Linked DNA regions of Homo sapiens: regions 2 and 3 are each linked to region 1. A link is a contact called in ENCODE Hi-C or POLR2A ChIA-PET data. All regions are on one chromosome and are shown on one strand. Each heading gives the region's core, a stretch centred on a gene start or an enhancer-like site at or near the end of the contact. The rest is flanking DNA. Distances are from core to core; before and after follow the strand shown.

Region 1 (4,165 bases), core at 1,099-3,598:
CTGGGGAGAAGAACTCACAATCCTGGCAATGAAGGAACTCAGGGCCCACTGGAAAGCCACACTGAGCAAAGGACAAAGACACACCCAGGCTTGCTCTGCAGGACTCCATTTCTGGGAAGCTCAAGGACAGGCGACAAACGAGTCTATAGGGCAGGATGGGGGCTGCCAGGGCAGGATGGGCATGAGGGTGAGCTGCAGAGGCAGGAGGACACACCGTCTGGGGCAAGGCAGATGTCACAGGTCTGGACAAAGTGGTAACACGGGTATATGCGTTAATGAAATCCCCCAGATTAGACATTTTGTTGTCTATAAATTCTACCTCACTCACAGTGATGTTCTAAACTCAGGTGAGTTTTCCAAGCAGTGCAGAGGACCAGCGCCAGCAGCATGACGCCCAGAGGGGAGGAGCAAGAGACACCCGTGGGCTCCCACATTCATCCTGTGGCTGCTGCTCCCTCTCCTGACACCCCCACTGCCTGCCAATGGGTCTCACTGCACCTTCCACCCGGCCCCACCCACAGTTACCATGAGACTCCAGATCGTTCCCTTCCCTGCTCACACTCCCTCCAGGAGCTTCCTCTTCCTGGAGCAGGCATGCCCAGCCCCGCCTCAGGGCCTTTGCACTGGCCCTTCCCGCTGCCTGGGGCTGTTTCCTGTCTAGGCAGGGCTTCTCACCTTTCCAGTCTCATAGAGTCCTCCCTGACCAGGTCCAGTGGCATCATCTCTCTCTATCCCATACTCTCACTTCCAACAGAGAGACTAATTTCCTGATATTAATTATTGATCACTATTCGCCATCCTCCCACACACCCTAATGCTGGGCTGTGCAGTGCCACAGCCACCAGCCACATGTGGCCACAGGGTGCTTGAAATGGGGCCAGTACAATTGACACCCACATACACAGGGAATTTCAAAGACTCAGTACACACACCCAAAATAAAATAACCTATGTTATTAATGATTCTTCTTATGTGTTGAAATAATATTTTGGATATATTAGGTTAAGTAAGAAATATTATAAACATTACCTTCACCTGTTTCTTTTTTACTTTTTGAAATGTGTCTCCCAGAAAGTTTTAAATTGCTCCTGGGTTCGTGTCACATTTCTGTCTGGCAGCAGCCCTGCAATGTAGTGTCCATGGCTCGGTCACCCAGGCTCCGTCTCTAGCTCCTAGACTACCTGGTGCAGGGGGAAGCTGGTGAAAAGTCTGTTTACTGAATAATGAGTTGTGAAAGGAGAACCCAGAGTTTTTTACTCAAATAAAGGTTAATTCTTCTGTTTGAAAAGTTCCCTAGCACAGGGCATGGCCTGAGTCTCCTGTGGCCTCTGGAATCACACCTCTGCCTTAGTGATTTCTAGACCTTGACCAAATGCTCACGGATACTCAGGACCTCTGAAGACTCCGGAAGGCCGAGACCTCTATCTTTCCCTTTTCTGAGGAAATGAAGCTAGGGGGTCGTATGCTTTTAGGGCCCAGGGGGCCTTGACACCTCTCTGGAGGGCAGGGTGACCTAAGCTTGGGAGGAGGGACAGGTCTTTGGGAAGAGATGGAGCTGAGGGGGTGGAGTGGGTAGAAGGGGGGCATAGGTGTGGAAGGGGTGGGGGAAGAGGGGCCAGGAGTGGGGTGAGAAGAGGGGAAAGAAGAGGATAGGAGGGACAGGGACAGGGAGAGGCCAGGAATGGGTAGGAAGGGAAGACAGAGGAGGGGCGGGACGAGGGAGGGGCGATGAAGAGGGGCCGAGCTGGGGTGGGGGCGAAGTGGGAGCAAGGACAGGAGTGGAGGAGGGAGATGAGGGGCATGGGAGGCGGTGTCTGGGGGTTGAAAGGGGAAAGGGACAGAGGAGAAGGAGCCTGAAGAGTGGCGGCATGGAGGGGCCCGAAGTGGGGAGGTGGGAATGGTCGGATGGATGGGGAGGAATGGGGAGGATAGGAGAGGCAGGGGAGGCTGGAAGACAGTAGGAGAGGAGGGGGAGGGGAGGGGAGGGGATGGATGGGAATGGATAGGGAAGGCCAGGGAGACTGGGGGGCCAGGGGAGGAGGGGAGGGAGAGGGGAGGCGGGAAGGGAGAGGAGAGGCCGGGAGGGGCTGGGAGGGGAGGGAAGGGGATGGATGGGGAAGGACAGGGAAGCCTGGAGGGGCAGGGGAGGCTGGGATGGGAGGAGACTGATAGGGAGGGACCTGGAGGCGGGGAGAGGCAGGGGAGGCGGGGAGAGGCAGGGGAGGCGGGGAGGGAGAAGGGAGGTGGGAGGGACGAGGCGTTCCGGAAAAGGGAGTGCAGGCCGCGGTGGGGTGGGGCGGCGAAGGCCGGAAGGGATAAAACCGCAGTCGCCGGCCTCGCGGGGCTCACGGCCTCGCCTCGGTATCGCAGCGGGTCCTCTCTATCTAGCTCCAGCCTCTCGCCTGCGCCCCACTCCCCGCGTCCCGCGTCCTAGCCGACCATGGCCGGGCCCCTGCGCGCCCCGCTGCTCCTGCTGGCCATCCTGGCCGTGGCCCTGGCCGTGAGCCCCGCGGCCGGCTCCAGTCCCGGCAAGCCGCCGCGCCTAGTGGGAGGCCCCATGGACGCCAGCGTGGAGGAGGAGGGTGTGCGGCGTGCACTGGACTTTGCCGTCGGCGAGTACAACAAAGCCAGCAACGACATGTACCACAGCCGCGCGCTGCAGGTGGTGCGCGCCCGCAAGCAGGTGCGTGCCGCCCCCCGCAGGGTCCGAAGCCCCGGCCCCGCCGTCCCAGCCTCCCCCCGCGCTGCTCCCGGACCCCGTGCTGCTCCTCTCCGGCGCCTGGGCTTCTCACCCGGACCCTGTTCCCGGTCTTCGCTGTCACCCCCGAGCCCTTGGCGGGCGTGTCCGGGAATGCCCTGAGTCTGGCCTGGCCTGGAACCGCACGGACACGTCAGGTCCGCGCCCGGCGCCTAAGATCAGCTTCCAGGAGCCAGCTCGAGCTGCGCCGCAGCGCGGGGGCAGGCACAGGACGTCCCACACAGCTCTGTCCCGACCTCCTGGGACGCTGGGCTCCGGGTGCGCTGCTGAATACGCAGGAGAAGGAAAAACAGAGCCCCTCATCTGGCTGCCTCCTTGTTCTTCCACCAAATAATTTTTAAGCACTTTTGTTTCTTTTAACTTTTTATTCTCCCGTAATTTCAGACTTACAGAGCAGCTGCAAAATAGCACAGGGCATCCCTGTAGATCTTTCACCCAGATCCCTCAGATGTTAGCACAGATGTTAACATTTTGCCCTGTTTGTTCCCCCCAGCTCACTTTCCGAATGTGAATATGGGTGTGTGTATATGTACTGTATATGCATTTTTTGCCTGAATCTTTTGAAAGTAAACACTTCAGTGTGTTTTTCCTAAAAACAAGGGCAATATCGCACATAATCACTATTCCATTTTGAAAATCAGCACTGACACATTCATGATCTAATGCTCAGACTCATTCAGCTTTCCCTGTCTGTTGACGGCCTTCGTGCCCTAGGACGCTCCTGGGCCATGAGTGCATGAGTTCAGCCCTGTCCTGTCCCCTCGGCCTCTTTTAACCTGCAGCAGCAGCTGGGTCTGTGCCACGACCGTGCCATTTCCCAGGGTCTAGCAGGTGTGGATGGAGACTATGCTGACTCTGGGTGGGCTTGATGCTGCTCAAGATGAGATCTAGGCCATGCGGCTCATCCTCCTCCCAGAATACTCTCCGCAGGGGCCACACGTGAGCCTGGCACCTTGTCCTGCAGAGCCCTGCTTCCCTCCCCAAGTCACACCCCTGGGCACAGTCCCCTAGGACTAGCGGCCTTCACCCTCAGGCCGGCTGACCACCCCCTACATCCCAGGGCAGCTGAGTCCCTGCTGGGGTGGAGCATGCCTGACCCTGCCTCTATCAGCTGATGCAGAGTTAGACCTCAGCCAGATGAAGACACCCAGCAGACCGGAGTAGGGGGTCGGATCGGGAGGGAGCTTCAGTAGGGCTACCAGGCCCAGCTTGACCTGCATCCCATGGCAGAGCAGCGAACAGTGACACAGACTTTAGAGCTCCTCCACCTTCTCTTGGAAATTCAGAGGAGTCCAGACCAGCCGCGTTTCTCCCGCAGCCGTCAGCTGGGGCCCTCTCCCTGCACAGGAGGGCCATTCCCTGGTGTAGGGTCCCCGCTGGCCTGCACCTCTCTCTCACTGGGAGTGA
Region 2 (4,165 bases), core at 937-3,436, 1.8 Mb before region 1:
TTACATTCCATAGTATGTTTGTTTGTTTATTTTGAGATGGAGTCCTGCTCTGTCACCCAGGCTAGAGTGCAGTGGTGCAATCTCGGCTCACTGCAACCTCCGAATCCCAGCATCCCGGGTTCAAGCAATTCTCCTGCCTCAGCCTCCCAAGTAGATGGGATTACAGGCGTGCGCCACCACACCCAGCTAATTTTTTTGTTTGTTTGTTTTTGAGAGGAGTCTCCCTCTGTCGCCAGGCTGGAGTGCAGTGGCACAATTTCGGCTCACCACAACCTCCGACTCCCTGGTTCAAGCGATTCTCCTGCCTCAGCTTCCCAAGTAGCTGGGAATACAGGCACGCGCCACCATGCCCAGCTAATTTTTTTTTTTTTTTTTGAGACAGAAGTTTGCTTTTGTCCCCAAGACTGGGGTGCAATGGTGTGATCTCAGCTCACTGCAACCTCCGCCTCCCAAGTTCAAGCGATTCTCCTGCCTCAGCCTCCCAATTAGCTGGGATTATAGGGTTGTGCCACCATACCTGGCTAATTTTTGTGTTTTTAGTAGAGACGGGGTTTCACTACATTGGCCAGGATAGCCTCAATCTCCTGACCTCGTGATCCGCCCGCCTCGGCCTCCCAAAGTGCTGGGCTCACAGGCGTGAGACACCTCGCCCAGCCTTTTTTTTTTTTTTTTTTTTAAACAGAGTCTTGCTCTGTCACCCAGGCTTGTGCCACCACACCCGGCTAATTTTTGTATTTTTAGTAGAGACGGAGTTTCACCATGCTGGCCAGGCTGATCTGGCCTCCATCTCCTGTGCTTAAATGATCCACCCACCTCCGCCTCCCAAAGTGCTGAGATTACAGGCATGAGCCACTGAGCTCGGCCCATAATGTTTTTAAAAAGTATATCTGGAGATATTGACACAATTATGAATGCAGGCTGTAACACTTAGTAATATGGTCAATAAATTATTTTGCAATTTCAAAGTATCATTACAAAACTAATTTAAAAAGCAGCCGGGCGCGGTGGCTCATGCCTGTAATCCCAGCACTTTGGGAGGCCGAGGCGGGCGGATCACGGGATCGAGAGATCGAGACCATCCTGGCTACACAGTGAAACCCTGTCTCTACTAAAAATACAAAAAAATTAGCCGGGCATGGTAGCCGGCGCCTGTAGTCCCAGCTACTTGGGAGGCTGAGGCAGGAGACTGGCGTGAACCTGGGAGGCGGAGTTTGCAGTGAGCCGAGATCGCGCCACTGCACTCCAGCCTGGGCGAGAGCGAGACTCCGTCTCAAAAAAAAAAAAAAAAAAAAAGAAAAAACTAATATAAAAAGCTGTTGAATTTCTAAACGCATTTCCAATTGACCTTTATCAATTGCCAATAGTTTTCAAAGTGACAAATGCTGAAATTTCTAACGTTACTTTGGAATAAGCAAATATCTCTCTTTGTTATAGATCATCTGTAAAACTAATGCCATATTGAAGAAAGCCAAAGTTATAAAACTAAATTTGTGAAACAGCCCTTTATTCTTTCCTTTTCTCTTTCTAGGATGGGTTGAATTAGTACTAAATTTGGGTTTCATAAGGGCGAATTTATCTTTGAAATGGATTTTCCTCCCATCAGGTAGTCTTAATTGCTTTATAAAAATCTAAAATCTAACACAGGTTTTTAAAAAGTAAATTTTTCAAGCAGTTCATTTCCTGATGTTCGGCCCAAAAGTAAACACTGAGTATATACATTTACTTCAAATTAAAAACTGACGACCGGAAAGCATACTTTTAAAGGTAATGTCCTTGTGGAAAAAGAATTAAGAATCACGAGAACGGAACTGCTATTTGCTACCTCTGGTTTTCCGTTCACAGAAGCACGAGGAGCCCAGCGCTGCGGCTCTGCCTCGCTGGGCCACCCCTTTCGGGCACGACCGGGAGCGGGTGCTCCTCACACCGAGCGCCCGGGCGAGCACAGCTGCAGCCTGCGGATGGAGCCCAGAGCCCTGCCCTGCAGATGACGCGCCGCTGCAGCTTCGCCCACCCTCCCACAAAATGGCTGCGGGTGGCGCCAGGGATGCTGGGCGCGCGCTCCTTGGAACTAGAGAGGAGGTGGCCGGGGCGGGGCCGGGGGAGGGGGGTAGGGCAGAGCCGGCGGGAGCCCGGCGCTGATTGGCCGGCCTGGCTGGCGGGCCCCCGCCGCTGGTTCGTAGCCGGCGCAGCGGCCTGGGCTGGGATGTGAGGAGCGGCGGGTTCCGGGCTCCGGGCTCTGGGTGGCGGCGGCTGTGAGCGGCGGCACTGCGGCGCAGGCCAGCGGGCGCCGTCGGCGGCTGGCCCTGTCGGCCGCGGGATGAGGAAGCGGACCGAGCCCGTCGCCTTGGAGCATGAGCGCTGCGCCGCCGCGGGCTCGTCCTCCTCCGGCTCGGCCGCCGCGGCGCTGGACGCCGACTGCCGCCTGAAGCAGAACCTACGCCTGACGGGCCCGGCGGCGGCTGAGCCGCGCTGCGCAGCCGACGCGGGAATGAAGCGGGCGCTGGGCAGGTGAGGCTTCGCGCGGAGCGGGGGGGGGGGGGGGGCCGGTCCCTCACTTTGCGCAGGTGCGTCCCGCAGGGGGCCGCGGTACCTCCCAGCCCCTCCCAGAGTGGCCGTCCGCCCGATCCGCGGCCGCCCCCGTCCGCGCCTGTGTCCCGCATTTGGCCCGCGGCAGCCCCACCCCCGCTCCCTTCCCCAGGCACCGCGGCGGGAGCGCCCTGCCCTGCCGCTGACCCCCTGTGTCCTGCTCCGGCCCTCTCGCCAGGCACTCCTGGCCTAGCCTTGCACCCCGACCCTTTCCCGGGGAAGCCGGGGGGACCCTTACGCTGGGGGCTTGGCGCCGCCCGAAGTCATGACCCCGCGTGGGAGAGCAGGGTAGGGGGTGGGGAGTCCTTGGAAGATCCCTGGACGCCAGGCACAGCAGAGGCGGGAGGCAGAGGGGCCGGCGCCAGACCCTGAGAGCGCTGGGGCCCACTCGGACCTCCTCCTCCTGCTCTGCATCAGGCCCCACACCGAGCGCCCGGGCGGGCGCCCCTCGGGCTGGGCTGCGTGCGCGGAGCCTTACTGGCGCCTTGGGCCCTCGGCGGCTCTCCCCGGTAACTAGGGTCGGGGGCGTGCGTCGCTCAGAACTCGGGGACCTTTGGGGAAGGGCTCAGTGGGCGGCGGGGTGCTAGGGGAAGGAGGGACTCGGAGCATCGCAGCCGTCGGAGGGAAACCTGCCCTTCGCTCTGCTGGTGATGGTTCGTGGTACTTGAAATCTGTCCGCACAAGTTCGCCTCCTTGGGAATCATCTCGCAGTCCTGAGTCGTTTGGTTATTGGCGTTCAATAACCTTTGGGTTATTGGGTAGAAGATGAATGCGTTTATATAAAGCCACTTTCAAAACTGAGATGGGAACGTGTTTCATAGGGACAGATTTCTCCTCCCATCTGCTGGTTTCCTAATTATCTGGCTGTTGTAGAACGTAGCATTCCTGACAGCTTTGAAGCCTTGCTACTTCGTGGTGGTTTGAAGAAGTTACTATATGATGATCTCAGGCGTTGTAGCAGAGGCACTTCTTTTTTGACCATCTGGAATGCCCTTAGTTGACGCTGGCCACTTGAGTGTAAAATATGCGTATCGCTCCTAAGGAAAAGTAGAATTTCAACTTCATTGCTTAAAAAAATCATGAAATTAAACTATAGACACTTCTAAGTCGATGGTTTGACAGAAGGGCGGAGACTGATAGTTTTGTGTCTTTATGTGTAAAATTATGTAGCATCTGATCAATATCTTTTGTGAAACTAATCTGTTCTCTTTGCTATGGAAAGATTTATCTGCATTAAAAACTCATGATTTAACTTTAATACAATTTTATTAACAGACATGGCATAACGCTTAGATAAATTGGAAAATTCTTCCTTCGAAAAAATCAAATTGCCGGGCGCGGTGGCTCACGCCTGTAATGCCAGCACTCTGGGAGACCGAGGCGGGCAGATTATCAGAGGTCAGGAGTTCGAGACCAGCTTGACCAACATGGAGAAACCCCGTCTGTACTAAAAATACAAAATTAGCCGGGCGTGGTGGCGCATATGCCTGTAATCCCAGCTACTCGGGAGGCTGAGGCGGGAGAATCGCTTGAATCTGGGAGGCGGAGGTTGCGGTGAGCCAAGATCTCGCCGAACCGA
Region 3 (4,165 bases), core at 638-3,137, 1.4 Mb before region 1:
AACTCCGAATGGACTTACATGTCCCAGAGCTAAGGCCACGGTTCCTCCAGTGACTCCCGTTGTTAACGGATTCTGACCAACCCTGGGCAAGACTATCGATGGACTAACTCCAGCCCCCAAACCCCACAAGGAGTCTCCCATGACTCCCCCATTTTGAGGAACCTCACCGGTCCTCTGGTGCATTTCTTTGCTGCAGCAAGTTCAGTAAACCCAACTTACTGCCATTATTTTTCTTCTGAATGTGTCCCTGGGTGTTTGCAGTGCGTGGGCTTTAACACTGGGCATGGAACACAAATAGCTCCAATGCAGTGAGTTCAATGTTATGGCTGGGACATGTTTAAAGTGCCTTGAAGACAAAGAGGAAGATGTTCTGCTTGGGAAACTGGGAGAAGAATTTTCAGCAAGGATACTTGAAGTGGGTCCTGAATGATAAAAATAATTGGCCAAGTGGAGGTGAAGGAGAGTGTATCACAGGAAGAAGGAACCTCAAGGACAAAGGCAGCCAGGCATGAGATTAGACATGTTAAGCCATCCTGAATGTCTGAAATGGGGGGTGGGGAGCAAGAGGGATAGTCCAGACAGGCAGGAAGGCGTGAGATCATACAGTACTTTGTTAACACTATCCCTGATTTAATAGCTGTATTGGCTATTCTCAATGACACAGAATGAAGTAAAATGTTGTCGAGGCCTGAATTATTACCTGGGATCTCTGGAGAACTGGATTTGCACAGCTCTCCACTTCCCTCAAGCTGGTTCTTCCGCTCTTTGAATGAATAAATAAAAAGCATTCACATGGAATTCTAGTGCCATCTAGCATTTAAAAAGGTAAAAGCCTCCAAGAGGAAATTATTTCTTAACACTGCATTTTGAACATGGCTTTTCCAGAGATAATTCCTCGTGCCACTGGTAACGGGCTTTGATTTCTTCTGCCTGTCACTTCCTCCAGATTCGATTCCTCTTTGAATCTCAAATGCTCTCACAAGATTCAGCTCTTCCCTTTTGAAGCAATTATTACGTTTGATAATTTTACGTCTATTTTATGATGATGATCTGATTAAAGTCATCTTTCCCACTAGTTTAATTTCTATAAGGAGGGGCCTTGTCTGTGATTTGCCCACCATCGTCTCCCAGCACCTGGGAACATTTCTGGTTTCCTGCAATACTGTTGAAAGAACAATGCCTCTCTATGCTTTCTTAAACTTTGTTAGTGATAATTTCTACTTCTACCTGGACTTTACTTAAGGGTAATCCTTAATAAACTTTATCAAAACTTAATAAACTTTATCAAAACTTAATAAACTTTATCAAATGTCTGTTGTAATCGTCACAAAAAGATTTAATACTCAACATCTGGCCTTAACCAGAGGGAAACATTTTCTAGCCCAAGTTTTCCCCTTAACCGGCTGAGTCGGGGAAGGATGTAATTTTCAGGCAGAGGTGACTTCGTTCCAAGGGTGTGAATGCATTATTTTTGACGCTGCCTGTAAGAGCAGGGTCGCTGACACTGAATAAACAGCGCTATCCTCTCCAACGATAAAAGTGGCCAACATCTCGTGCTAGCAATTCCCAAGTGCGTCATGAGCATCCCCGTCCTCAGAAACGTGAGACGAAGGCGGCATGCGCAGGCACTGGGCTAGACGAGCCCGAGGTTGAACCACTCGCGTTCTGGGCCCCGGAGTCCGAGACAGGCGGGGACCCCGGCAGCTCCCGGTGCTATCTCTGAGCGGGTTCCGAGCCCCACTTCCGGGCGGTCAGAATTAGCCTCAGAGCGCCGAGCAACGACGCGCCGGGGACCTCCCGCCCATGAGGCCGGAAGGGGCGGGGAGAACGCTGCGGAATGGTCCCTGGGCGCAACGTCATTTCCGCGTACGGGGGAGGGCGGGCCTGGAGTCTGAGCCGGCGCCGCTCAGTGTGAGGTGGTTTCTGCGGGTGAGGCTGGCGCCCGTACCATGAGCGAGGCGGACGGGCTGCGACAGCGCCGGCCCCTGCGGCCGCAGGTCGTCACAGACGATGATGGCCAGGCCCCGGAGGCTAAGGACGGCAGGTAGGGCGGACTCCCAGACTGGGCGCTGGAGCCGGGCCGCTAGGAGTGGAGGGCGACCCTCTTGGACAGCGGCGACGGCAGTAACAGTAACCTGGGGATGCGGTGCCGAGCGCGTTGTCAGAGTCCTCTCGTTTCATCCCCAAGAAAAACTCATTTTTCCGAGGAAGCAGGCTCCGACAAGGCGGATGTACCTGCCAGGTCTTTCAGGTTCGGGTGCACCCTGCGCCCAGTCGCCGCGTTGTCCTCGGCTCTCCGGACCCGAGACCGCCTCGCGCCGCTCCTTTGCCTTCCCTCCCTCACTCCTGCCCCACCCTGCATAGCGGTTGCTTCCTCGCCTTTCCCTCGCTCCCCTCGCGCTGTCCTTCCTTTGGCTTAAATGATCCCCCTGAGCACAGCTACTTGGCCGGGGCCCTGCGTGTTCCTGGTTCCCCGCTCGCAATTTCCCGAAGGGAGGAGGTCCCACGAGATGCTGGGGTCCTGCCTCGTTATCCGGCGAAGAGATGGCTTCTACACTTGCTCTTCTGCACCTGCCCCCCTCACGCTGCGTGACCAGTCCTCACCGCGGTTCTTGGAAAGAGTGGAGAACAGTAGTGACATTGTAGGCAATTTTTGTGAGAATTCAGCCTGGCAGTTTTTCCTGATAGGGATGGAGAAACATAGGAAACTGTAGTTGTTGACACCTAAGAAATATCAGGTTTTGCCCTTTGCCTCCTCTCCCATCTTTCAGAATATAAGAATGCTGTGTTTTGTTAGCTAAAAACTGAATCATGATTCGTAAGCATAGATTTCAATATAAGATACTTAAAATTCACTTTTCAATTCTGTGTCCTGAATTTCATAACTTTTAAGTTTCAGGGAGAATCAAGAGGCCCCATAGACCAAGCTTGAAGTTGTGGGACTGATTGACTTATATTTGATAGAAATACTGGAAATATTTGTTCATCAGTAGTGTGCCAAGAGGTGGTGGGGTACATATGAATGAGAGGCAGTTTTTGCCCCTGTAGACTGAGTTTATTGACTGATGATAAGAGGAACACATTTGAAGGAGAGCGATGGCAGGAAGGAGCATTTAGGCTCTAGAGAGGCAATTTAGAGAGAAGACTTTGCGGTGATAGTTGACTCCTTGGGCCAGTGAAAAGATCGGGAAGATGCTCCCATATATCCTGACCAACCATCCTGCGTTGCCCTGGACTGGGGTTTCCAAGGATGTAGAACTTTCAGTGCTAAACCTGGGCAAACTGGGACAATCTGATCACCCTACTTACTGTGAATATTGTGAATTAATCATCTGTTGATGATTGAGGAGCCATTTAGAATGGACATGCAAGAATTGGCAACACTTTCCTACAGAAATCTTGAAAACAAGGCATTTTTACCTGAGAAATGGAAGAGCAGTGGCCTGAGTTTGTCATTAGGTGCAGTGTGTTGAAAACCAGGGCCTACAGCCCCTGAGGGCACCGGTTAGGTAGTCCCAACTCTCAAGTTGGCTGGCTCACACTTCTGGCCCCAGGGCAAGCAGGCAGACTTAATTGTTTTTTTCAGGTTCTCTGTGGGGATTTCTTCCTTAATGAGTAAGTAAATCTGATTCTAAAGTCATCTTTTACTGCCTGATCTTTTCCAGTGTGCCTTTTACATTTATGTTTACTTATTTCCTTGACTTCCCTGTCCATGAACATTGTTCCTGTTTCCCTGTGTTTGTCCTTCTTGTTTGTTTATCCCTTTTCTGTATATCTGTAATGATCTCTTTCAAAGTGAGGTCTTGTCACCACCCTTCCTTTCCGCAATTATTATTGTAACATGGTAGCTGTTTTTCTTATTTTTCTTCTGCATTTCTCCTATATTTTTCATTTATTTTGTGGTCATTTCTAGTAGTTCATGTAATAGTATTCTTGATTACCTTAAAAGTCGAGGGTTCAACATAAGCCAGGAAAGCCTGTGTATAGTGGGCGAAGTAAAGGAATCTAAATTCAGAAGTAAAAACACGAAACTATTAGAATAAACTTTAGCACTTTAGATGTGCTAAATAGAATAAAGGAAGCCTTGAAAGACATATTACTAAACTGACAGAACTAAGACATAGATTTTAGCAGTGGTAGGGACCCCTAGTAATACGTTGGGTGG

The links. Hi-C counts contacts between places; a loop is a spot of excess contacts on that map. ChIA-PET counts read pairs that join two places held with the same protein, here RNA polymerase II (POLR2A). Pooled maps may share reads with other maps.
Region 2: a loop to region 1 is called in a pooled map, with 4 times the contacts of the local background. The contact joins the promoter of ABHD12 here to the promoter of CST3 in region 1. A Hi-C loop is called at or near these places in 7 of 50 pooled maps. POLR2A ChIA-PET finds 5 or more read pairs at or near these places in 2 of 52 experiments (HepG2 and PC-9).
Region 3: a loop to region 1 is called in a map of gastrocnemius medialis, with 6 times the contacts of the local background. The contact joins the promoter of APMAP here to the promoter of CST3 in region 1. A Hi-C loop is called at or near these places in 2 of 168 maps with a recorded cell type or tissue (ascending aorta and gastrocnemius medialis) and 9 of 50 pooled maps.

The regions. Positions count from the first base shown.
Region 1 is chr20:23,636,138-23,640,302 of GRCh38, reverse strand. CST3 (cystatin C) reads left to right here and starts at 2,348. Exons shown (of 3, transcript NM_000099.4): 1 at 2,348-2,683. The coding sequence starts at 2,441. RefSeq lists silencers at 2,194-2,533, 2,564-2,813.
Region 2 is chr20:25,388,856-25,393,020 of GRCh38, reverse strand. It overlaps ABHD12 (abhydrolase domain containing 12, lysophospholipase), which reads left to right and starts at 2,186. Exons shown (of 13, transcript NM_001042472.3): 1 at 2,186-2,508. The coding sequence starts at 2,318. RefSeq lists silencers at 2,057-2,476, 2,517-2,566, 2,607-2,766, 2,937-3,096.
Region 3 is chr20:24,990,473-24,994,637 of GRCh38, reverse strand. APMAP (adipocyte plasma membrane associated protein) reads left to right here and starts at 1,887. Exons shown (of 9, transcript NM_020531.3): 1 at 1,887-2,044. The coding sequence starts at 1,950. RefSeq lists enhancers at 1,333-1,833, 1,746-1,985, 2,116-2,195, 2,216-2,275, 1,834-2,334.